Regions from separate parts of the Homo sapiens genome. Here all the other regions are linked to region 1. A link is a loop called in an ENCODE intact Hi-C map of the cell type or tissue named here. Cell type or tissue: heart left ventricle. All regions are shown on one strand. Region 1 overlaps LOC105373417 (a long non-coding RNA gene). Region 2 overlaps ASAP2 (ArfGAP with SH3 domain, ankyrin repeat and PH domain 2). Region 3 overlaps ASAP2 (ArfGAP with SH3 domain, ankyrin repeat and PH domain 2). Region 4 overlaps MBOAT2 (membrane bound glycerophospholipid O-acyltransferase 2). Region 5 holds the start of IAH1 (isoamyl acetate hydrolyzing esterase 1 (putative)).

Region 1 (5,000 bases):
TTCTCATATGGCCCCAGCAGTCCATTTGCAACTCTACAGATGAATTCCAAAGGGCCAGAACCCTTAATTAATCAGGGACTCCTCCACCTCGAAGTGGGAAAGACAGCCCCAGGAGAGTAAAGTCTGGGTGACCCCAGGAGGGACAGGGGAACTTGCTGGGCAGCTGGCCCTGTGCTGCCACAGCTTGTCAGGGAGGTTTCTACAGCACGTGGAGGGAGGTGGGTGGTGGGGGCAGTAAGCAGAGGGAGGGGAGGCTCCAGGGGGTCCCGGATGGGGTGCTCGAGGCTTCGGGGAACCTGGAGTGGAAGAGAGTTTTAGAAGAAGCAAGCCAGGGCCAGGCACAGCGGCTCAGGCATGTAATCCCAGCACTTTGGGAGGCAGAGGAGGGCAGATCACCTGAGATCAGGAGTTTGAGACCAGCCCGGCCAACATGGTGAAACCCCATATCTACTAAAACTACAAAAATTAGCCAGGCATGGTGGTGCACTTCTGTAATCCCAACTATTCAGGAAGCTGACGTAGGAGAATCACTTGCACCCAGAAGGCAGAGGTTGCAGTGAGCCGAGATCATGCCACTGTACTGCAGCCTGGGTGACAGAGTGAGACTCCATCAAAAAAAAAAAAAAAAAAAGACAATGCTTAAATAGGGCAAATTGAAATCCTGTCCAGTGGAATAGCACTTCTGAGGTGTTCCTGCCAAGACAGATAACGCAAATCAAATCCCCAGGGGGCAGCAGTCTCTCAAGTGGCGGCACAGCCCACAGAATAACTGGCCCTTAATCTTCGAAAGTGTCAAGGCCATGAAAGTCAAGTAAAGACTGAGCTCAGCTTCAGACTCTAGGAGACTAAGGAGATGTGACAACCAGAAGCCACATACCATTTTGAACTGGGTGCATTCACTGTGAAGAAATCATCAGACCACTGGGGAGACTTGAACAGCAGCAACGCGCCCTGCGAACTTGAGTTGTGAGTGAAGGTTGTTCTGACCGACCATGTAGGAGAAAGTCCATATTTGCAGGAAGTACATGGGAGTATTTGGGGTGATGGAGTATTGGAGGTGGAGTATTAGGGAGCAAGTGTTGACAATTTACCCCCAAATGGTTCAGGAAAAAATGCATGATTTGTGCTGCAGTGGAAGCTCTTCTTAAGTCAGAGATTATTTTAGATTTTTTAAAAATTACACACACACGCCCACAAAACTATCTCTGGCAAATTCCTGAGAAGAGCAGGACTCTCCTCCTCCAATGAGCAATTCTAACCAGGGAAACTTCTCTACGTGGCATTGAAATCTGGCCCACAGGAGGTGCTTCCCTGGCCCCAACCCCCTCTTCCCTCAGACTCCTAACAGGATGGAGTCAGGGAAACAGGATCAACACACCTGGGGGTCCAGCCTGTAGAGCGTCGGCAGGGAGGGTCATCGCTGGCTTTTACTGGGCACTCACTGTGTGGATGGGGTTTGAAGTCAACCTGACCAGGGATTGAATCTTGGCTTACCTTAGCTGTGTGATCCTGGGCAAGTCGCTTTACCTCTCTGAGTCTTGGCTTTCTGCTGTGTAAAATAAGGACAAATAACCTCTATCTTGCTGGGTTGTGGTTCAGATTAGAGAGAATTGTGCAGAATGTCAGGTACAGCAATGGGTTTCCAGACTTTAGGCCTGTGGGAAGTCAGCCTCAGAATCTCCTGGGAAACTTCTTATCAAACACAGATTCCTGTAACCTGCTCTCAGAGATTCTGATCAAATTCACCTGGCCAGTTTCAGCTACACCTGCTGAACTATTTACCGAACTATTTACAGCTCTCCAAATGCACTATAGCACTTCTTACCACTATGCCTTTGTACACACAGTTCCCCCATCTAGAGGCCCTTCCCCCTTTGATTGGAAAACTCCTAGTCATCCTTCAAAACCCAGCTGAAATGTCTCCCCATTGATGAAGACTTTCCTAACCATGCCCTCATCTCCCAGTACTCGCTTCTTTGCCAGATCAGTTGTTATGACATGAATAAGAAGTATAATTACCTTCCATTTAGTGAATCTATTATGTACCTCTCATTTCACATACTGTATCTTAACAATAGTTACGCCAAGTACTAATTATTAGCCCTGTTTCCCTGTTTACATATGAAAAAGCTGAGTCTCTGAGGGCTTAAGCAGCTTGCCCTCAGTCCCACAGCTGATAGGGGACAAAGCCAGAACCCCACGCTACTGAGCCCCGAATCTCTAGCTCTGGTCCTTATGGTCTTGGTCTGCCTTCCCCTCAGCACGTGAGCCTGCAGATGTCGGAGCCCAGGGTGTGCATTCATCGCATTCATCTCTTTTTTTTTTTTTTTTTTTTTGAGACGAAGCTTCGCTCTTGCCCAGGCTGAAATGCAATGGCGCGATCTCGACTCACTGCAACCTTTGCCTCCCGGCTTCAAGCAATTCTCCTACCTCAGCCTCCCGAGTTGCTGGGATTACAAGCGTGCGCCACCATGCCCGGCTAATTCTTTTTATTTTTAGTACAGAAGGGGTTTCACCATGTTGGCTAGGCTGATCTTGAACTCCTGACCTCAGGTGATCCGCCCACCTCAGTCTCCCAAAGTGCCGGGATTACAGGCGTGAGCCACCGCGCCGGGCCTAGGGTTAGGGTTCATTCACCTCTGAGTCCTCATCAGCACATTCCCTGATGCGCAAACAGCAGGGAACCCTAAGTGTCGGTCCCTATCTCCTAGGTCCACACCGCCTTCCGTCACACCAGGCTCTCTCCAGACTGGCTGAGAGGGTGGAGCTGGGAGCCTCTGAGGCTGGTAAGCCGCGTGCCTTTGGAGGGTGGGGTAACAAGCAGGGCCTCTCCTAAGGAGGGCTTCCCCGGCCTTCCTTCCTCGGGGCGCAGCATCGACATTCGCCACCAGGGGGTGCTGCCGCACCGTTCCCGGCGCCGCCTCTGCCCCGCGAGGGACTGGGGCGTTTTCCACCGGGCGCGTGTCTGGGGCTGTGACTCAGAATCCTCAAACTCAGAGTTCGCAGACGGAGGAACTCATGCTCAAACGTCTGAACAAAAATATACAGAGCATGAAATTTTTACTCCAGAAATAGTGCACCTCTCTCCCCCTTGGGGAAAAGCGTTTTCCCTACTTCCGTAGGAGTTAACTCGCCAAGGCTTTTAGGAGACGCCGCACAGCTGTGCTCCCGCTCGTTGAAAAAAAGATGCCAAAAGTGTAGAATTTGACCACAAACAACCGAGCTTCACAACGGAGTGTGGCTTGTGTGCCAGGCCCTGTGCTGGGGGTGCAAAAGGCCCCCCGTGTCCAGCCTGGCAGCAGTGACTTCGGGGTCCCTCCTGCAAGCTTGGCTACAGGTGTTCAATCTTACTGACATATTTTACAAATATAGCTACATTTTTCCAGCCCAAATTCAGTACACATGACCTAGCAAAGCATTCCAGAGGCAAACGGCTTTCTAGGAAGTGTAGCTTAGGCACCTAAATGCTGGCATTCTGGGGCTGATGGCGTACGGGAGCCATGAGCAGAGGGTTTGAAAACGGACCTGTCTGGAAAGCCCAGGTCAGAGGGTCCCAAGAGCAGGGCTGGGCAGGCCCCAGATGCCTCCCTTGTAGGGGATTCTGGGGTCTCCTCCCCTCATAGACCCTTCTCCTCCACGAAGCTTCTTCCGGGGGCCAGAGCAAAGTCCCTCTTCTGTCTGGCATTCCACCCAAGCCGCCTCCTTTTCTGTCTGCACCTTCTCCTGGGAAATCTCATTCAAGTCCATGGCCTTAAGCCTCTATCAAGGATGCCCCTAAGGCCGGGTGCAGTAGCTCACGCCTGTAATCCCAGCACTTTGGGAGTCTGAGGCGGGTGGATGGATCACCTGAGGTCAGGAGTTCAAGACCAGCCTGGCCAACATGGTGAAACCCCATCTGTACTAAAAATACAAAAAATTAGCCGGGCATAGTGGCGCACACCTGTAATCCCAGCTACTTGGGAGGCTGAGGCAGGAGAATCGCTTGAACCCGGGAGGCGGAGGTTACAGTGAGCCAAGATTGTACCACTGCACTCCAGCCTGGGCCACAGAGCAAGACTCCATCTCAAAAAACAAAACAAAACAAAAAGCAAAGATGTTCCTAAGACACCATTACTGAACATATAGACCAGTAAATAACAATGATTACACAAATCACATGATAAATTGCATAACACCACACACACACACCACACACATCACACACACACCACACACACACACACACACCCCCCACACACACACCACACACACCACACACACACACCACACACTGTGAACCTAAAAGTGTCTGAGACACCCAATCAATCTGGAAAGTTTATTTTGCCAGTGTTAAAGACACACCCATGTTACAGCCTCAGGAGGCCCTGAGGTCATGTACCCAAGTGGTGGGGGCACAGCTTGCTTTCATACATTTTAGGGAGACACGAGACATCAATCAATATATGTAAGATGTACATTGGTTCGCTCCCCTAAGGCAGGACAACTTGAAGTTGGGGGAACTTCCAGGTCATGGGTAGATAAGAAACAAAAGGTTATTTTGGGTCTTTGATCAGCCTTTCATTGAATACACAATTTACGTGGGAGGACGGAGTAGAGGAATAGTCACTTAGGCCTTAGTCTGACTCAGTGAACCTGCGTTTTTATTTTAAAATAGGGCAGAAGAAGCCATCAGATATGCATTTGTCTCCGGTGAGCAGAGGGAACACCGAGTTCTGTCCTTTTCCCACACCTAGGAAGACAAGCTATCAATTTACGTTGCCAGGCTGAAATTCAACAGAACTGTTTTAGGGTTTTGCCGTCCACAAGGAATTTCCTTGTGGGAAATTGTGATGGAGGTATGTAGGCATGTAGCTTTTTTTTTTTTTAATCTTTGTAGCTATCTTATTTAGGAATCAAATAGGAGGCAGGTTTGCCTGATGCAGTTCTCTGTTTGACTTTTCCCTTTGGCCTAGTGATTTTGGGGTGCTGAGATTTATTTTCCATTCACAACACACACACAC
Region 2 (5,000 bases), 190 kb after region 1:
TGGAATATCTTGAAAACTTGTCTTATTAGTCTTTGCTCCTGAACATTGAAGATCCTGTACTCTAGCGGAATCTAGAAGTAGGGCATTATAACATTATAAAATAAAGACAGCCATGGTTTGGCAAGGCATGGTGGCTCATGCCTGAAATCCCAGCACTTTGGGAGGCCAAGGGGGGCGGATCACCTGAGGTCAGGAGTTCAAGACCAGCCTGGCCAACATGGTGAAACCTGGTCTCTACTAAAAATACAAAAATTAGCCGGATGCGGTAGTGCACACCTGTAGTCCCGGCTACTCGGGAGACTGAGGCTGGAGAATCACTTGAACCCAAGAGGCGGAGGTTGCAGTGAGCTGAGATCATGCTGCTGCACCCCAGCCTGGGCGACAGAGCGATTTTTTTTTTTCAAAAAAAATACAACCATGGTTTGAAAGGTGGTGATGAATGTTGAATTGACTTGTTCTTTGAGCCAATACCTGCTGGAAACCACTGTGACCAGCTGTTGCTCAGTGAACTTGGAATGCATGGTCAAGATAAGGCTCAGCCCCGGATGCTGCAGAAGCTTGCAGAGGAGGGAGGGGCGGGTGTCACAGACAGACCCCATCAGCAGACACCGCATTGGAATGTGGTGGCGTGAAGGCTGCAGGAGGGGCCCTGGCACGGTGTGTGGGGCCCAGAGAAGAAAGGAGCTACTCTGCTTGGTGGGTTTGATAATTGCCTCTAAGTGGGTGTATTTTAAAGGATAGAAATACACCCCTTCTAGCCTGGTGAGGCAGGCTAGAAAATGTTTAATAGACAACAAAATTTGATTGGGTAATGTTGATGGTAAAAGTTCTGTGAAGCTTGGAAAAGTGTTAATGGGCTCAACTTAAGAAAATTTTCTGGGGCTATGTAGTTAGGACTGTCATAGGGACAGCAGCCAGCGGAGAAGGAATAGTGTTCCTTTTCTTGAAGCTTCTCCTGACGCCAGGGCTGACTGCACTTTGAAGGGGCGTCTGGGTGCCAAGACACACCTCAAGGAGGGTACGGGAAGGTCAGCACTTTGAAAAATCAGAGGGAGGAGATTTTCCAGGTAGGTGGATGGTGAAGATTGGCTGGGCTATTACAGAGATGAAATCTAAATCTAAATCCAAATTCATATTGTTATTCCAAGTACACCATTCATCGTCATGCTGGAAACAGCATCCTGACGAGAAGTCTCTGAGCACTTGATTCCACTACGGGGCTCATGCTCACGCGCTCTCACTCTCGCTCTCTGTCTGACCGTAGGGAGAATTGCCAGGTCGCAAAGATTCTTGGAGCTGTACACCTGCTCCCTCTCCCTGGGTGGTTTTGCATTTATCACCTGTAATATTTTTCCTACTCCTTATCTTAGATCTTAGAGATCTCTGTCCTCCTATCTATTTCACAAGAATTTGAAATGATTAAGAAAATAGTTACATAAAGAAAAACACGTAAATAAAATACAAGAATTAGATGAGTTCAGAAACATATTCTATATTCAGAAAAAAACGTATTAAAATACAGGAACAAGAGTATAAAATAAAGAATGATGTGTCTGTCTAAAGGTGAATGAAAACATTCTAGCATCCTGACCTCTGTGACTCCTAATAAACACTGGTCAGAGTTCATGCCCCACGGCCTGTGTGTCCCTCTCCTTCCTCCTTGGAGTTGCTGCATTAAAGGCCACGCTGCAGTGTTTTCACGGCGCCTTCTGTGTGTGACGCATTTGGTCTGAGAAACACCCATAGAGCTACTGCTGAGTTTAAAAGAAGTAAACATCACCTCACATGACATATGTGAAACCCAGATCACTTTTTAAAGATAGTCTCCTTGGTATCTAATAAACTGGCTAAAGTTGGTGACAGTCCATCCTTCATTAAGTTATTCATTCAATAAATGGCATGTGCTTGAAATACACCAAACTTTGCGGGTACTTTGTGTCTCCTAGAACTTCATATCTAATGAGGGAATTCTGTTTTAAACAATCACACTAATGAATACATAATTGCAGTTACAGCAAGTGTTTTGAAGCAAAATACAAAATGCTCTGAGAAAGTATAAGAAGGCCTCTTATAGGGGAATAACTTGTAGGGGATTATGGAAGGCCTCACTAACCGGGGATGTTTAACCTAAAACTTGAAGAATGAGTGGGAATCAGCCAGGTGAAGCAGACACACCTTAGGAGAAGGCTTTAGAGAGAAGAAACAGAATGCAGAGGGCCAGGGGCAGGAGAACTTGGTGGTCATGGAGGAAGGGAGAAAAGGCCGGTATGTCTGGAACTGAGTGAATGAAGAGGGTGGAATGGTGTGGATTGAGGCTGGAGCTGCATCAGGCCTCATTACAGGTTAGAACTTTCTCCTTAGCTCGTGGAAATGCCCGTTCTTCATTCCTCTCAAAAGGGTTACACACAGCACCCTCCAGAGGCAGCACTGAACACCAGCCCATGGCTCCAGCAGAAAAACTTGTCCAGCCTCTGTTGTATTTCCTGAATCACTTGTTATAGGTGACCTCACAGCATTGAGTTCTCAGCCTTAAAATAAAAAATTCCTCTTGATATTTGATCTCAAGTTCTCTACCCACGGTTTCCTACCCCGCAGACACAGTGTGGCCACCAAAGCTGCTTGGTTGGTTCTTTTCTGCATTATTTCTCTCTCTCTCTGTCTCTGTCTTTCTCCTTTTTTTTTTTTTTTTTTTTTTTTTTGGGAGACAGTCTCACTCTGTCGCCAGGCCAGAATGCAGTGGCATGATCTCGGCTCACTGCAACCTCCACCTCCTGGGTTCAAACAATTCTTGTGCCTCAGCCTCCCGAGTAGTAGCTTTTTGTATTTTTGTATTTGTTTTTTTTTTTTTTGTATTTTTAATAGAGTATTTTTAGGGGTTTTGCTATGTTGGCCAGCTGGTCTGGAACTCCTGGTCTCTAGTGATCCTCCCACCTTGGCCTCCCCAAGTCCCTCACCCTGGGATTATAGGCATGAGCCACAGCACCCGGCCTCTGCATTCCTTTTCTTTTCCATGTCGCGGTCGCCTGTTGCGGCACATTCTTCAGTGTCTTCCACTTGCGCCCCATGGCCTTTCTGGCTTCAGATGCAGAACCTCTCCCGTTATAAACTGAAACTCAAGGCCTCATTTTATATGGGTCGAGAAAAATCTCAAATACTTAAGCTTATTGCATTTCCTTTTCTGTTCGCTCCTGCTAATTTTGAGTGTCATTTTATTCTTGGTTTGCCTGATATTTTAAGGTTCTGTTCATACAGTCTTTTCCCCCAGGAGTTACATAATGACTTCAGTCACTTTAAAGAAGTTTTTAATCTGTCTGACAAAATTATTTTTTCCTTTGTGAAATGTCATCTCTGTTTCTTCTTTTTCCTGCTAGTTTTTTTCAGGATGGACTCAAAGCCGTGGAAAGCCTCAAACCTTCCATTGAAACGCTGTCTACGGATCTTCACACGGTGAGTAGCTTCCCTCCCACTGTGGTTTAAAACCATCTTAATGCAACAGACATTTTCATCTAAATGTCACTTCTGTGTAATCCTGTGTTTTCATGCCGTGCCGCCCACGTGGAGTGTGGCGTTCCCACGCCTGTCCTCTGTCTTGGTGGGAGGGAAGGTTTGACCAGCGAGGGAGGCAGTTGTCGCATTGTGTGGAAATGGCCCCATGAGCACCAACGTTTCACTGTACCTCAGTCTTAATTTTCTGATTGGTTCTGTTGTGTGTGTGTGTTTTTAAAGATCAAACAGGCCCAGGATGAAGAAAGAAGGCAGTTGATACAGCTTCGAGATATTTTGAAATCCGCATTGCAGGTTGAACAGAAAGAGGTGAGGGGATTTAATTTTGAAAGATTGCAGTTTTCACCCCATTCTTGGAGGCTTTGGGTCTGAAGAACATGAAGTTCATGTCTTCTAGGAGCTCACAGTTCACTCGGGCTGTGTCAGGCACCAGTAAAACATTTAATGTATTCTTGCAATTTAGTTCTATAAAACCATCTTTTAAAATATGTTTATTTCAGGAGGAAGCATTTACTACATGCATGGCCTTAATGGCGGTGTATAAACCCTGTGCTCTGTCAGTTGCTAGATAAGGAGCTCTCAGTGGCTTCGTCACAGAGACCATGTGTCATTTGTGCTATTTATCCTGTACCTGGCCCTGTGTCATTTCCCTACCCTGACATACGTGGACTCTGCCCCTTTAGGCCTAGGCACGTAGCAGGGGACCAGCTGGGGCTCTGCCAGCCCTGAGATTGTGTTCTATAAAATATGAGGCATGAGCTTTTCTTACAGCTGCCTCCATCATGACAGGCAGAAATCCTTAGTTCTCTTACTTCCCCTCTTTCTGTAATGACGTCTCTGTGTGCTAACACGTCAGCAGGGACAGTTTGTGTTGTGGGGACTTGTTTTTAAAAAGCCATTAAAAAGTAAGTTTTAAAGATAATTTTACTATATTTTCACTACAATGTGGGTATCATAATGTGAATTTAGTATAAATCCATTTCCTTGTTAATAAAAGGAATGTATCTAAACATATATCTAGTGATTTTAGAGAAATTGCTAAACTACTTGACAGCATAAAGTTCCCTGTTGGCAGTTTGGTGAGCTCTATTTTATTGTAAGTTCTTGTACTATAACTGAATATTGTTGTTTTTCTCCCAAATGCGTTTACCTTTTGTGACCGAAGTCTAGGAGAGTAAGTAGTTCAGTATTTTAATAAATTGCAGAATTTTGCATGTTTTATTCGTGAACATACATATATATATTCCTTTTATATATTAATGGTTAGTAGCATTTTTTATTTTAACCCCTCACCTTTCATTGTTGTAGACTTTATTAAAGGCTGAAGAGTTTGCATAAATATTAGGGAAGTGGACATTTTCTGGGTTTACAGTTTACACTTTTGCTGCTGTTCCTTTATGAAGATGAAGCAGGTCCCTCCCTCCCTCCCTTTCTCTCCCCTGAGTGGCTGAATTCTACACATCTCTCTAGTCCCTCTGAAGCCCCACCTCTGGAGC
Region 3 (5,000 bases), 230 kb after region 1:
GGCTCGCCTTAGACTTCAGCTCTGTTTAGTATTATGGCTCTTATGTCTATAGGGGGACATGGGTGGTTTACCTGTTTTGTTGTGATGCAAAGTGAAACAGACGGAAGGAAGGAGAGAGGCTACTGGGCCAGTTAACAGAGCACCTGCATTTGAGTGGTGAGGCTGGGTCAGCGTGTCCTGGCAGGACAGAGAAAAATGAAAAATATGTGATAAGAAAAAGTATTTAAAAATTCATTTACAGAAACAGCATTTTCTGTGGAATAAGCCTGAAGTAGAATTAATGACACGAGTCTTCCCAAAGGACAGTGAGCAACAGTGAACAATGTCTTTAAGGGTGGTTTCACAAATAGGTGGTAGTGTATGGACCCTTTGTAAAGGGAGAGAATTTAGATTTTTTTTTCCCCTTCAAGACCTCTTGCCCAGGCTGGAGTGCAATGATGTGATCTCGGCTCACTGCAGCATCCGCCTCCTGGGTTCGAGTGATTCTCCTGCCTCAGCCTCCTGAGTAGCTGGGACAGGCACATGCCACCACACCCAGCTAATTTTTTGTATCTTTAGTAGAGATGGGGTTTCACCATGTTGGTCAGGCTGGTCTTGAACTCCTGACCTCGTGATCTGCCCACCTTGGCCTCCCAAAGTGCTGGGATTACAGACATGAGCCACTGTACCTGGCCTAGATTTTTTTTAACCATTTTGTGTGGCATGTCTTTGAGAAACGGAGATTGCAGGACCTGTATTCTTTCTGCGTTTTGCTGATGTAACTTGATACAGTGAAAGAGCCAGAACATTGCGAGGGAGTGAACAGGGACCATGTGCATTACAGTCTTTCAGGTATCAGGTATCTCAGGTGAGCGATTTAGTTGTTGTTGGATTAAAGTCAGTTTATGTTTGAATCCTGTAACAAGTGTTTGTGGTGTCGCATTTCCTTGAGAATTGGATAACGTGTGGTTTTACATACCAGGCATGAGGTTGACAATGTGATCATCCTCTCTTGATGAGGATCTAAGTTTCAAATCTATATTTTTACCCAAACCTAGAGAGGCAGTAGGGACATAGATATCTCAGTCCTTATCTGAGCCATGGGACACCGGCAGATTGTTTAACTTCTCTGAGCCTAAGCTCTGTAATAAAAAAAGGGAGATAACGTTCCCCCTCACAGAGGCATTGGGGGCATGAGCGGGATGATGGGGTCAGACATGTGGTGCTTAGTTTTAGTGCCTGGTTGACATTAGCTGCCCTGCTTGCTCTTCTTCCTGTGGGTGACAGAAGTCACATCTGTACCCTGCATTGATTCCATACACCCTGAAAATGAGGTTCCTCTCCAGTTAAGTTTCAGTGGAGAGTTACTCAAGGTGAAGGAGCTCTTCCTGGGCGAGCCTGAGGGTCCCGCTTGGTGAAGGAAACGTCGTGAATCCAGCATGGCGAGGTCATCTCCTGCTGTGCAGTTGACACCTGCTCTTTCAGCTGCTTCATCTCACACTGACGGTACCAGCACCCTGTAATGCTGTCATATCGGTCAGTTCTGAACAAAGTGTGTGTCGTTTCTTCCAAGCACCAGGGGTACCTAACGAAAGCAGGGCATTTGGTTGTTCTGGGGCTAGGCGATTCTAAAAAATGAACACTGTCAATGTGGAACCCTTCAGTATGAACGTTCTGTCTGCACTGTAGCCCTCCTCCAGCCTTGGCACTGTTGAAAAAGAAATTTACATCCCCCAACCCCGGGCTTTTTTCAAAATGAGGGCGGATGACCCGTGTGATGGCGAAACATCAGCTACTTCCATTCCTTCTCAACTGAAATTACTTTCTTGGCTCTGTGCTCCTATAGCATTTGGCTCTATTTTAAAACATTTCATCCCACTTCATAGTATACTCAGGCATTTACATATATTTTTCTGATGAATTACTTCTTACTCATTTTGGTTTTTCCCACCGTAATATGTTGCTTCTGGTGAACCAGTGACTATTTAATGAATCAGCGAGTCAAACAAGTACTCCCAGCTCTGTGCCTGCTTAAATAAGCTAGTATTTTACTTCCAGATGAAAAGGAATACACTGCTTCTAGCTTTATTTCAGAACAGCACACCATCTGCAGATAAATCTGTTGAAGGGGAAACCAAGGACACCCTCTAGTGGCCTGTGAATCCCAAGACGGATCTTGGGGGTGTCAGGGACGTGTAACTGGGGGAGGTGGAGCAGGGAAGCTAGGCTTGTATTTGCTCACAGGAGCCAGAACTGTTTCTCCCTGTGACTTGGGACCATTATACACACCCTGTCCTTGAGAAGTGTAAGGAGAGCCCCTCCTCTGAACACCAAATGTATCATTATGTTAATTGTTTTTCTGCAAAAGCCTGTCATTAAAAAAAAGAGGGAGGGCCGGGCGCGGTGGCTCACGCCTGTAATCCCAGCACTTTGGGAGGCCGAGGTGGGCGGATCACGAGGTCAGGAGATCGAGACCATCCTGGCTAACACGGTGAAACCCCATCTGAGGGATCACATTAGCAAAGCAAACCTCCTTCACAAAACCAGGGGGCATGTGTGGAGTTAAACAGACCTGTGCCCATGTTTGTGTAGGAGCTGCCTTCGGGGCCTCCAAGCCCTGGGCAGATGAGTAAATACATTAAAAAACAAGTAAAGGAAGTCCACTTTCTCTCTATCCCTTTCCTGTGGAGGTCGCAGTAATGATTGTCCCACAGTGATGATTGAAAGTGCATGAAACTGGACAACTGTCCAGTCTAACTGCCTGTCAGAAGAGGCATTTACATCATTAAATGGGCTGCCCACCATGACACTCGCCAGGCCAGGAATGGAGCATCTCCCTGGGTGTCACACTGTGCTGGAGGCCCTAAGAGGAGAACCTGCAGGAATAAAATGGGTCTTCCCTTGTAGGCCCACCAGCTGCCTGAGGAAACAGAATCCAGTTTCCCTTTATGGACTTCAGTGTACAGTAAATCCTGAATGTTCCAGAAACTCAAAGGTTTCTGGAAACCTGTGACTTTAAGCAAAATGATGTATAAGAAACCAGTTTTACCCTATGCCAATTGATGTAAACCAGAGTTCAGTTCCTACCATGTATTTCTGATCATGAGAACATCACCAAACTTTTGAATAAAGGCCCAGAACACTTCTAATATTAAACATTGAAATATGAGCGATGCATACATTTAAGAAAGATTCTGGCTACTAAGTGGGATAAAGAAAGATCATAAAAACCAGTAAGATAATGATTCACCCACTTATTCCAGTTCAGGGTCAGAGGTGGCTGGAGCATGTCCTGGCAGCTGAAGTCCAGGGTGGGAACAAGCCCTGAACAGGACCCCGTCCCACTGTGGGACGCAGTCACACCCACGTCCACACTCAGTCGCAGTGGGGCCTTTGAGACACAGCAGTTAGCCGAACGTGCACAGCTTTGGGATGTGGGGGAAACCGGAGTGCCCAGAGAAAACCCAGGTGGACTCCACACAGACAGGGACCCTGCCTGGGAATTGATTTTTTTCTTAACATTATAACAAAATGCTGTTATTCGAGGGCCTGTTGTGCCTACAGGTGGAGATGAAAACTCATGGCACTGTTGAGGGAACCCACTGAGACCACGTATCTCACACACAAGTCAGCCAGCACCGCAGTGAGCTCAGTGCACGGGTTAGCGCTGTGTGGACGGGGAGCATGTGCCGGGGGACGTTGAGGCACCCGCCTTAACCTAGGCCCTGTAGAGCGGGCAGAACTGGAGCCGGAGCAGGAGGGAGGCAGTGTGATAAAAGTGCCAGAGCACAAGTTCACCAGGTGCCCCTGGAAGTCCTTCCTGGGCTGTGAAGCATGCTGCCTGCTCAGGTGGAACGGGCACCCTGGGGCGTGATTTCCTCTCCAGCTGCACCAGCCAGCCTCACGCTGCGGCGTGTCCAGGAGCCACATGCACCCAAGGACAAGCAGATTTGAGGCCTGGCAGACGCTGGCAAGAGACCTCTGCCCACTCAGTTCCGTCTGGGTGCTGTGGGAGTAATGGCTTCTCATCTTAGGCTGGCCCATCTTCAAGGGACCCCAGGGTAGACAGGATCTCTACTCCCTGCCTCCAGTGGCATGTCCAGGGAGCTCAGGCTCCCCTTCTGGGGGGCCAGTTGTTCCACGGGGATTTAGGGCAGGTACAGAAAAGTCAACAACTGCTCCAGCAGCCATGGCCCCTTGCCATAGTCAGCTGAGTGAGAGAGCGGAGGTCAGGAGGGAACCGTGCGGGGACTCCAGCTCGAAGGGGAGCAGCCGCATTTGTCCTCAGATTGTAGGCAGTGCTGTGTTACAAATGGATGCAACTGATCTGCCCCTGCCTGGCTCTTGCCTGATTCTCAAGATTCAAAGAGTCCCTGGGCAGTGACCCTCAACCTTCAGAATTGGGATTGTAAAATGCATGTACTCTGTGACCAGTGAGCTGCTGTTTCGCTCTCCCTCTTGTAAGTTCACTGGGTCTTTCCAAGGCCCGGGACCCACTGTGTGTGCTGCAGGTGTGTTGACGCACATACGTCTCATGGTGCTACTGTGAGGATGTATTGTGTGCATTTTCGCAAGTCAGACTTACAAGTCTAGAGAGATGAAATACTTATTCAAGTTCAAAGCAGCAGTGTGTGGTGGGAGTGGGATTTGAACTCAGGCTTCTTTGGCCCCCTTTTGTTCCTGCTTCTGTAGGCTCTTTGGATGGGGCGGAGTCTGAGCATGTTGCCACATAAAGGCCAGAAAGTAGAACACAAAGAGGACTGCCATTTCATTTCAGTTCATCTGATAGTGCCTTTCATACCAGGCATGGTGCCTACAAAAAAGAGGTCATAGTCCATGCCCCAAGGAGCTCATGGGCCTGTCGGGCAGTGAGGCAGGCAGGCCTTCATGTAGAGAATGTTGGAACAGAGGTTGGCCAGGGCTGCATGGAGGGCAGGGGCAGGGCCTTCCTGGGGGAGGAGGCGCAGGGCATGCGGATTGGAAGGACCTGAATAAGAAGGGTGTGGAGGTGACGAGGGCGA
Region 4 (5,000 bases), 270 kb before region 1:
TGTGCAACACCACACCTGGCTAATTAAAAAAATTTTTTTTGAAGAGATGGGGTCTCACCATGTTGCTCAGGCTGGTCTCAAACTTCTGGCTTCAAGTCATCCTCCTTCCTCAGCCTCCCAACATGCTGGGATTACAGGTATGAGCCACGTGCCCGGCCTAATGATAAATCTTGTATATTTTTACATATTTACAGAGATCTTGTGATTTTTCTCAAAAGCCTTATAAATTCAAGGACCTCGTTCTATTGATAAGATTTCCAACAACTAGATGTCCAACCGAATCCAAAAACATGCAGAACTCTCATATTCTATGAATCTAGCGATTCAACCAACAGGTCAGAATTCTTACAAAACCCTAAAAATACCAGGTTTGTTTAGGAAAGTTCTCAGTCTCAATTTAAAGTCAGAATTTAAGTAGTACAGGAATTTAATTCGGTATTATTGATGTCTAAATTTGGCTACAATAAAAATGTTCAATCCTTAAAGAAATCTTAGATTAAAATCCATAAGGTAACATATTTTAATTGGCCATTAACTCACTAGGTTACAGCAACTTTTAATGATGCTATTGTGCACAGCTGTATGATGAAAGACTGAAAATAATGAATCCAGCCCCAAACTGTATTTCACTGTAATCAAAATAAAACCGACAGTAAAATGCTAATCCTTAGAGGCCTAATTATTGGCTGATGTGTTTCTTTGTGCATTCATTCAAATATTTGTTGAGTAACAAATATAAACAAGGCAAGCAGAACACAATCTTAAGAATAAAGGAGTTTATAATCTTGTGGGTGAGATAAAAAGACAATACATATATAAAAGAGGTTTCAATTTATCCAATGAAGCATTCTCTCTACTTTAGTCCAACCTTCAAAACGTGGCCAGAATCATCTTCTTCTGCCACAGGATCAGGCCATCAGCCTGCCTGAAGCCTTTTGTGGCTAATTCAGCAGAGCAGGCAAGGTCCTGTGAAAGCCCATTTCACCTGACCAGGTCCCTCCTTCCCACATGCCCCTGCTAACATCTGCCACGCAAAGCGAGGTACCTCCATGTCTCTTTGCTCATGAGTGCAAAACTAGCCATTTTCCACTTGCTGAAATCACATTCCATCTTTTTGTTTTTGTTTTTGAGACTACCTAGGGGTTATTGCTCAACTCATATTAAAACCTCACTCTGTCGCTCAGGCTGCAGTGCAGGGGTGCAATCATAGCTCATTGCAGCCACAAACTCCTAGGCTCAAGCGGTCCTCTCACCCCAGCCTCTCAAGTAGCTGGGACTACAGGCACATGCCACCAGGCCTAGTTGATTTTTAAAAATCTTTTTGTAGAGAGAGGGGTCTCACTATGTTGCCCAGGCTGGTCTTGAACTCCTGGCCTCAAGTGATCCTCCCACCTTGAACTCCCAAAGTGCAGGGATTATAGGGGTGAGCCACCATAACTGGCCCACATTCAATTAAAGCCACGATTGCATGTTATCTTTTCTCTAAAATTTGTTCTACCTGCCAAGCATAACTGATGACCCCCTATCAATGTGCCAATATCATTTTATTCACTTTGCTGATAAACTACTGATCATATTATACTATGGCTAATGGTCTATTTAACAGGTATCATAACTGTAAGCTGAATACAATCATACTAAATTATAACCATCTGGAGGATAAGAACTATGTCTTATACATACTCGTATCTATCCTGGCTAGCACTGAATCTAGAATATAATATGCATTCAACAAATATCTGTTGTCTTTCATTGATCCATGTATTTTTATTTTGTATTATAATAAAATTGATTCAGTTTTTAGAATATACTTACATATGAGTTGCGAGGGCTGTTTTTTCTACACAGATGACTTAATTTTTCCAATTGGTCTTTATGTATCCTCAAGAGGGCGCACTGATAGCAATCTATCGACAAGGTAAGAAACGCTTCAACCAGACACAGGGAAATCTATTTACATGTTACTTACCTAGCGTCCATGCAAAATAGTATTTGGGTCTGGCAGCCAAAAGAGAGATATACAGATAGATAATCTTTGTTGGCCACGAAGCTGTAGCTTGAAAATGCTCATCAATGTTGTACTCCACAGGTAATGTTGTACAGATGGTCAAGTGAAATAACAAGGACAGCCCACAAACTAAGAGCTTCTGAACAACCGCAGTCTGAAAAGCGCAAGGCGAGACTTCATCAACTTTATCCATGCTCCTTTTAATTCATTCTATGTATTATCGACAGATTAATCTTCCTGAATGGATCATCAGTCCTACAACTCTCCTGGTCAAAATTCAAGAGCTACATTGCACTTGGCATTTAAAGTCTTCCATGGTCTCATGGTATGAACTTTTCCAACTGTATCTATAAGTACTACCTAGGGGTTATTGCTCAACTCATACTAAAATCTCCATTTTGTATTCAGAATTTTCAGGAAATAAAAAAATCTAAAAGCAAGCATAAGTGTATTGGTGTGAATGGAAGTGAATATAAAAAATTAACACTAATTACTTTTGGCAATAAATTTTATATGGATATATATATTTTTTCCATTGTGTCTTTTCTGTATTTTCCAAATTCTAGGCATCTCATGGATGTTATTTTTACAATAAACAATCTATGCATCTCTGTAAATCTGAAAGTTAACACAACTTTGTTCAAGAATAATAAAAACCAAAAGAGCTATACACCTGAGAAGAATAAGAATTTGCATAAAAGACCCTGGTGAAAGGAAGAGGCTATTCTTAGCAATAGTGCGGTAAGGTCGCATCACCAACTCATGGTATTTTGTATTTTTACAACTCATGCTGTTTTTATATTTGTAGAAGGCCAGAATATTTCAACTTCATTTGGTATAAAAGAGATTATATAGGCTAGGAAGAAAAAGAAACAAGCGAAGAGAAGGCTAGATCCAGATGAAGTATGCAACAAAATATCTGGATTTAGAAGTGCTCTATACAGTAACCAAATAGTATTCAAATTAACTGCAGTAATTTATCAATGAAGCTCCACATTTTAACACTTTATATAATAGTGCCAGAAGAAAAGCTCCAAGACAAGAGCCAAAGCATATGCCGGATGCACTGCACTTCTGAGAACAGTATTTTATTATTGGTTGCTCCTGCGAGGTGGAACTCAGTGTTCAAGGACTCCTTGCAGCAGTTGTTATTCTCATTTTCCATTGTCTTTTATCCCTTTCTTTAATAAAATAAGGCTACTCTTTCTTCAGTGCCTCCCAAATATCTTACCTATACATTTGAATTATGAGATTTTAAAATGGTAGAGAAAAAAATTGTAATTATAAATGAAGCAAGGTGAAATAAATGGCCCCATACTTTAATTTTAAAATGAGGCTTATCATTTTAGTAATGTAATAAGAAGTACTGTGGCCACGAGACTATATGGTTCTGAAGTAGGGCAGGGATATGGTGCTGCAACGAAAATGTAAAGAACACGAAAACAGCCTGTATCCTGAGAGGTGATATCCTCAGCCCCCTTCCCCTGCCCAGACCCAGAGTCCCAGCAGTCAAGTTTGTATGCCCTAGGCAGAAAACTGGAGAATCCTTCACCCAAAAAACCAAAGAGCCCCAGAGAAATAGCCTACAGACATCATGACAGAGACTGCCAAGTGTTTCCCAGGAGCCCTCCTCCCCTTCCTGCACAGAAAAGGAAGTTTCTCTTGGGTGCTTGGAAGTCTAGCTAAAGATGACACATCATAGCCTTTGGTGCACCCGAGTGTGGCTATATGATTAGGTTCTGGCCAATAGGATATGAGCAAAAGTAATATGTACAGGGAAGATGGAGCTTGGATCTCTAACACTTTGGGGCCCCCATATTATCAATGCACTGCTTACAGGTGAGCTGTCCCACATATAACATAAAAACAAATTTCCACCTTGTTTAAGTTCCTGTTATTTTGGTCCTTGTTTCAGCAGCCAAACCCATATCCTAACTGATGCAGATAGAGGAGAGAACAGTGGAGAGGTCCCCAACAGAAGAGCCAGTGGGCTCCGTGAGCATCCTCCTTAGGATCCTGAGCATCTATGCACTTCACTGATGCACAAGGAGCTTCCAAATGCCCCTTGAGGGACTTATGACTAACTACCACTATTTGACTTTATAAAGTATATGCACGTGAAATTTAAATAAAATATATTATTAAAATGGTGGGAAAATACATGAAGAATATTTGCCATTATCAACAACCTCTGATTTAGGATGTCTATAACCCAAAAGAGGAAAGTGATATTTTATGATAGTAAAACCCATAAAAACTCAGTGAAGTGATAGAATATATACATTTGTATTATTCTTTGTCAAGTTTGATTTACTACTATCACTTTTATAACATTTGATATTTTCAAGTATTTTACAAAGTCATTTGATCTTCATACAGTCTGTAAAATGGGGAAGACATTAAGATTCTCCTTTTGCAGACAAGGACTCATACACATTAAGTGATGTGCCGAAATGATGAGCCAAACTGGTCACTGACAGTCCAGCATCTTGACTCCTAGGCTTTTATTCTCCTTCCAGCATTCCCGAATAAACTTCTAAGAAGCTGTCTACAATTGTCTTTACCTTCTCTTACAGCAGGGAGACCACTAAAAGATTAAGTGGTCATCCTGGAGATACAAAACAGTCAGTGAAGAGACACCAATTTCAAGTCTGGAATCCCACTCAGTTTGATATGACATTTCTCAACACTTAACCAGTAATAGAAAATATGAAGACAAAACACCTTTTTGGTATAAAATACAATGAGCGACATGGTAGGAAAGAGGTAATATACTATCTTTTGCAAGTGCAGGTACATTTCTACATTGACTCTTTGTTGCCCACACAGTGGAGGGTGGTAGATTTGCAGGAGAAAGAAGGTGACCCCTTGCTCTAAGCCCTACATTCACAGAAAACACACCAGCCCCTTTCCTTCATCTCACAGACTTCCTGATTGGCCTATTCTTTTTCATGGAAACTTTATAGATTTTACCAGATGAAATCTAACAGAA
Region 5 (5,000 bases), 330 kb after region 1:
TGAGATCACATCACTGCACTCCAGCCTGGGCGACAGAGCGAGATTCTGTCTCAAAAAAAAAAAAAAAAAGAAGCAACTAGAAGATTATTAGTGAGTTTCAGTCAAATTCAGTACCAAATGTTGAGTAGATAGCCACATCCATTCCTTGCCAAGTAATTTGTGTGGCATAGATGAACTTCCCTGGAGTATCATTTACTAGATCAAACTGTGGGCTTTGATGTAAATGTAGTTTACTAGACTTTCCCCAGTCTTTCACCCCAGCCTCAAGTCATCACTAATTAGGACCGTGCTGCTGTCAGGAAGCACTGCACGCCCACAAGTGTGTAGGGCGGCCGTTCTGTTTCATGGTAATCAGTCCCACCATGACCTCTGCACACACAGATGATTGTTCTTTTTTTTAGTTTGAGACCCGGTCTCGCAGTGCCGCCCAGGCTGGAGTGCAGTGGTGCAGTCACAGCTCACTGCAGCCTCAACCTTCCCGGCTCAGTGATCCTCCCACCTCAGACTCTTATCTGGGACCACAGGCACACGCCACCACAGCTGGCTAATTTTTTATGAGATGATGGTTTTTTTAAAGAGTATTCATTTATCTTCTATATAATCATTATAGACTTAATTCTAACAGTCTTGTTTGTGCCTCACTTTCAGACTGTAGAATGTGAAGAGGGAAGTGAAGACGATGAATCCCTCCGAGAAATGGTGGAGCTGGCTGCACAGAGACTGTACGAGGCCCTGACGCCAGTTCACTGAGACTGTGCCTGTATATGAACTTTGAAAAAATACTTGACTCTACTTTTGTTACCTAAAATAAAATGCATTCGTTTCTCTGGGGGAGCCTGTTTACTTTTAATGTCAAATGGCCTTTATTTCAACAGCCTGAATACTGCTAAATTGCTAATTAATTTGTCCATTATTCTAGAACTAACTACTAGATCAACTGCCCATTATTTTAGAATTTTGGATTCTTCTTCCAGGCATGTATGTGCAGCTCCCATTGAAACCATCAAGATCTGCCGATAGCAACCGCTGCTGGTTACCCTCTCCTCTGGGGTAACCAATTTGAGTTAATAATAAGGATTCTAAGTTGCACTTGAATCTTTTCTGTCTTCATCTCCACTGCTGCTGTTCGAGTCCAAGTCTACTCTCCCCTCTGAATTCCTGCAACCACCTCCATCTCCTCCCCTATAGCTGATTCCTGGAACAGACCTGGCCTCAAGCCTCTGCTGCTTGAAGGCCTTAATGAAGTCCTTGTGATAAAGATGAAGTCCAGGCACCTTTGCTTGCTCTAGCAGGGGCTCTCAATCTGGGCTACCCGTGGGAATCACGTGGGGTGCATCACAAGTGCACCTGTGCCCAAGTCCTGCCACCAGGAGGTGAGTTAGTCCGGCTGGAATGAGGGCCCTAGGTTGGATCTTAGTTGTAAAGCTCCCCCAGGTGATCCAAGCGAGCTTGGGACGAGCAACCTAAAGAAAGTCATGCTCTACGCCCATCGCCCCGCCCCAGGGAGCGGGGTCGGCCTCTGCGCCGGCGCCCCTGGCCCTTCTGTTACTCATCTACAGCTCCGTGATTTCAAGGCATCCTTCCCACCCGTTCGTTTTTAGCTCGGCTGCCGAACTTCATTGCACAGTTGAGGTAAGAACGTTGCATTACAACCACGTTTTAACAGGTGAATCCCTTGGAAGTTAGTCAGTGCTCCGTGTCCGCGGGGTTCTGCATCTGCGCATCCACCCCACGGCGGGAAAAAGAAAAGCGGCCGGCTGCGCGCGCACTGAAGGTGCAGCTGCTTTCCCTTGTCATTCGCAGAACCACGAGGTACTGCCAGGGTTTCCGCAGTGCCTGCGTCCTCGTGGGTGTTACAGGCCCTCCAGAGTGACGCTGGGCGCAGGAGGCCGCGCGCGCATCCCACGACCTCTTCCAGGGGGGCCTGGAGCAGCCCTCCGCCCCACCGAGAGCCAGCTGTGCTTCCCGCCGCGCGTCCTGAGGTCACACTCCTGCCCTTTGCCGAACGCACCTGCGCCCGCGGAGCGCGGGGTGGGCTTAGAAGGGCCCCCAACCGCTTTTCTTCCGGGAACCACGCAGCGGGACGCGGGCTCCGGACTCCCTGGGGGCAGCCTTGCTGTGGGTGAGCAAGCGCGGAGGCCGAGCTTCTTGCAAACGGACTCCAAGGGGCAACGACCTTCGCGCGTCACCAAAGTGACTGCGTGGGTGCCCACGAGCCCGGCTCCCGCAACCCACGGGCGGCCACTGCGCAGGCGCCTCTCGTGGCTGGCGGCCCCGCCCCGCCCCGCCCGGCTGCTCCATGGCGCTGTGCGAGGCCGCGGGCTGCGGGAGTGCCCTGCTCTGGCCTCGCTTGTTGCTCTTCGGGGACTCCATCACCCAGGTACGGCCGCCCCGACGCTCGGCCTCCCGCCCCGGCCTCCCTGCGGGGTCGCTGCCGAGCAGGCCGAGGCTCCTCGCCGTCCTCTTCGGCGCCCGAGACGGCTGGGCCGGAGGCCTGGCCACGCCCGTGGAGACACCGGAGGAGTGGCGGGTCCCCCAGTGGCTGCGCCTTCCGGGCCCGCGGCGTCCCGGAGGTCACGACGGCGTCCGCGAGAGCCCGGGCTCCAGGCACAGACGCGAGGGGACCCGGCCGCGCTGCCCGCCCCGCGCCGCCTCCCACCCGGGTCGAGATGCGCGGTCTTCCCCTCAGCGCCCTCCTGGGCAGCGGCCTTTCCCCTCCGGGTCCGGGTTAGCGGCCGCGGGCGACCGCGCGCTGTGTCCCAGGAGGCCCCGCGGCCAGCTCCGGGCAGAGGCGCCAGGAGCTCTCTCGCCCCATTCCCTGCGGGCACAGGTGGGGCCGTTAGGGGTTGACCTTGGAAGTAAAACGCCTTCAGGAATTAGGTAGAAAAGGACCATCCGTTCATCCAAGATCATCTCACCTCCCATGAAGGGAACGGTCTTCTAAATGCAGGTTCTTACTTCGGGGAGGGAGTAGAAATTCCATTCCTGTGTGTGTCCTCTTCTCAGACAGGACTTGCTTCACCAGGCTTTTGTGTATACGCCAGTAACTGGTAACATTATGTTTAGGCATATGGGGCAGTCAGAGCTGCCGAATTCCATGGGAATGTGTATGAAAAAGTGTTCACCCTCAGCTCGGTAACCAGCAAAGCAGTGAGGCGGTGTGGCCTTCATTTCCTCACTGACCTTTGACTTTATTTCCTGAACTTAGATTTCTGTTTAGCTTTTTTTTTTTTTTCTTTTTTTCTTTTTTTGAGACGGAGTCTCGCTCTGTCGCCCAGACTGGAGTGCAGTAGCGCGATCTCGGCTCACTGCAAGCTCCGCCTCCCGGATTCAAGCGTTTCTCCTGCCTCAGCCTCCCGAGTAGCTGGGATTATAGACGTGCGCCACCACACCGGGCTAATTTTTGTAATTTTAGTAGAGACGGGGTTTCGCCATGTTGACCAGGCTGGTCTCGAACTCGAGACCTCATGTGATCCGCCCGCCTTGGCCTCCCAAAGTGCTGGGAATACAGGCTGTTTAGCTTTTGATAGAGAAAAATCCCCCTCTGCTAAAGTGCTGCCAGGTGTACTTACCTGTAATCCCCAAAATGACCTCCTGGAGTGAAGCAATCAAAGCCAAGAAGGGAGCGCCGAGAAAACAGAAGTTGCCAATCAGAACTGCCCTCGCTGAGATGCCCGGTTACAGTCATTAGTAGTAATAATGGGCTTTTCTTCCTCCAGTTTTCCTTCCAGCAGGGTGGATGGGGAGCATCGCTGGCTGACAGGCTGGTCAGGTGAGAATGGTTTCCGATACTTGAGTTCTTATGGATGGAAAATGTCTTAGGGATCCGTCTTATGGATGAAGGATAGTTCTGAACAGAACATTCCTCCTTTATTAATTTTGCTTGCCTCCCCTAATCAGTATATAGGAGAAGGAACAGAAAACATTTACTCTTCACTCAGTCTGACCAATTAGATATTTTAGGGTTGAGCACTGATGGCTGGGTAGACTCAGACAAATCAAGGAAATGGCCAAGGCCTCTTCCCTAGTCAGGGGCAGACAGATCCAAGTCCAGCTGCTATGACTGCAGAACTTGCAGTTTCACTGCTACACCACACTGGTAGGAAGCTACTTTGCCTTTTTTTGAAGTGCTGCCATGACTTAAGACTCACCTTGTCACAATTCTACCGCACTTTGTTTTGGTTTTTGGTGGTTTTTGTTTTGCGACAGGGTCTCTTGTTAGGCGCGTCCACGTGAAGAGACCACCAAACAGGCTTTGTGTGAGCAACAAGGCTGTTTATTCACTTGGGTGCAAGTGGGCTGAGTCTGAAAAGAGCAAAGGGAGATGGGTAGGGCAGTACTATAGGATTTGGGTAGGTAGTGGAAAATTACAGTTAAAGGTGGTTATCTATTGTTAGCAGGGGAAGGGGGTCACAAGGTGCTCTGTGGGGAGCTCCTGAGACTCATTGTCCAGGGGAGGAATGCCACAAGGTCGATTGATTAGTTAGGGTGGGGCAGGAACAAATCACAATGGTGGAATGTCATCAGTTAAGGCAGGAACTGGCTGTTTCACTCCTTTTGTGGTTCTTCAGTTGCTCCAGGCCACCTGGATGTATACGTGCAGGTAACAGGTTATGACGGCTTAGCTTGGGCTCAGAGGCCTGACAACTCTGTCACACAGGCTTGAGTGCAGCAGTGTGATCAGGGCTCACTGCAGCCTCCACCTCTGGGGCTGAAGGCATCATCACCTCAGCCTCCTGAGTAGCTGGGACCAACAGGCACTCGCTACCACACCCAGCCCAGCACTTCATTAAAGTATTGTGATTTCACTCTGTAAAATGGCTAGTCGCATTTTATAATCATTACACACACAAACAATCTCTTAGAAATAAGGCTGAGTTTCGGTGGTGGTTCTGCAGTTTATAAATGCCACCTGAGAACTTTGAGCAGTGTCAGAAAGTGTCCCCTTGTGCTGCTTTGGAGCCGCTGCCTGACGCTGTGGCCTGCAGTTCTCCGCGGGT

Evidence for each region. Hi-C counts contacts between places; a loop is a spot of excess contacts. Peaks named below come from ENCODE experiments on the same cell type or tissue, not always from the same donor. Only the 100,000 strongest peaks of a DNase experiment are listed, where the experiment ranks them.
Region 2: it touches region 1 in a loop (16-fold over the local background); 87 of 110 quality-filtered maps call a loop at or near these places.
Region 3: it touches region 1 in a loop (9-fold over the local background); 34 of 110 quality-filtered maps call a loop at or near these places.
Region 4: it touches region 1 in a loop (10-fold over the local background); 75 of 110 quality-filtered maps call a loop at or near these places.
Region 5: a loop joins it to region 1, with 4 times the contacts of the local background. A loop is called at or near these places in 9 of 110 quality-filtered maps.

What each region holds. Positions count from the first base shown.
Region 1 is chr2:9,140,010-9,145,009 of GRCh38, forward strand. All of the region lies in intron 1 of LOC105373417 (a long non-coding RNA gene), which reads right to left. Among named protein-coding and RNA genes, the nearest start is that of ASAP2, 64 kb to the right of the region's middle. RefSeq lists enhancers at 1-194, 2,013-2,910, 3,027-3,106. In heart left ventricle, a CTCF peak has its summit at 2,889 (motif pointing right); a DNase peak (open chromatin) is centred at 2,922; H3K4me3 peaks cover 486 bases; H3K27ac peaks cover 890 bases.
Region 2 is chr2:9,331,367-9,336,366 of GRCh38, forward strand. It overlaps ASAP2 (ArfGAP with SH3 domain, ankyrin repeat and PH domain 2), which reads left to right. Exons shown (of 28, transcript NM_003887.3): 8 at 3,372-3,447; 9 at 3,727-3,813. Among named protein-coding and RNA genes, the nearest start is that of ITGB1BP1, 90 kb to the right of the region's middle. In heart left ventricle, a CTCF peak has its summit at 2,421 (motif pointing left); a DNase peak (open chromatin) is centred at 2,428; H3K27ac peaks cover 261 bases.
Region 3 is chr2:9,369,464-9,374,463 of GRCh38, forward strand. The region is part of intron 16 of ASAP2 (ArfGAP with SH3 domain, ankyrin repeat and PH domain 2); the gene reads left to right. Among named protein-coding and RNA genes, the nearest start is that of ITGB1BP1, 52 kb to the right of the region's middle. RefSeq lists enhancers at 4,003-4,551, 4,552-5,000. In heart left ventricle, a CTCF peak has its summit at 2,131 (motif pointing left); no DNase peak of the experiment used is centred here.
Region 4 is chr2:8,871,139-8,876,138 of GRCh38, forward strand. It overlaps MBOAT2 (membrane bound glycerophospholipid O-acyltransferase 2), which reads right to left. Exons shown (of 13, transcript NM_138799.4): 8 at 1,970-2,162. Among named protein-coding and RNA genes, the nearest start is that of KIDINS220, 36 kb to the left of the region's middle. In heart left ventricle, a CTCF peak has its summit at 1,882 (motif pointing right); no DNase peak of the experiment used is centred here.
Region 5 is chr2:9,472,268-9,477,267 of GRCh38, forward strand. It overlaps CPSF3 (cleavage and polyadenylation specific factor 3), which reads left to right. Exons shown (of 18, transcript NM_016207.4): 18 at 649-834. The coding sequence ends at 750. It overlaps IAH1 (isoamyl acetate hydrolyzing esterase 1 (putative)), which reads left to right and starts at 2,284. Exons shown (of 6, transcript NM_001039613.3): 1 at 2,284-2,380; 2 at 3,720-3,772. The coding sequence starts at 2,300. RefSeq lists a silencer at 2,056-2,825 and enhancers at 2,095-2,862, 3,343-3,903. In heart left ventricle, a CTCF peak has its summit at 2,485; DNase peaks (open chromatin) are centred at 1,954, 2,224 and 2,514; H3K4me3 peaks cover 2,779 bases; H3K27ac peaks cover 1,408 bases.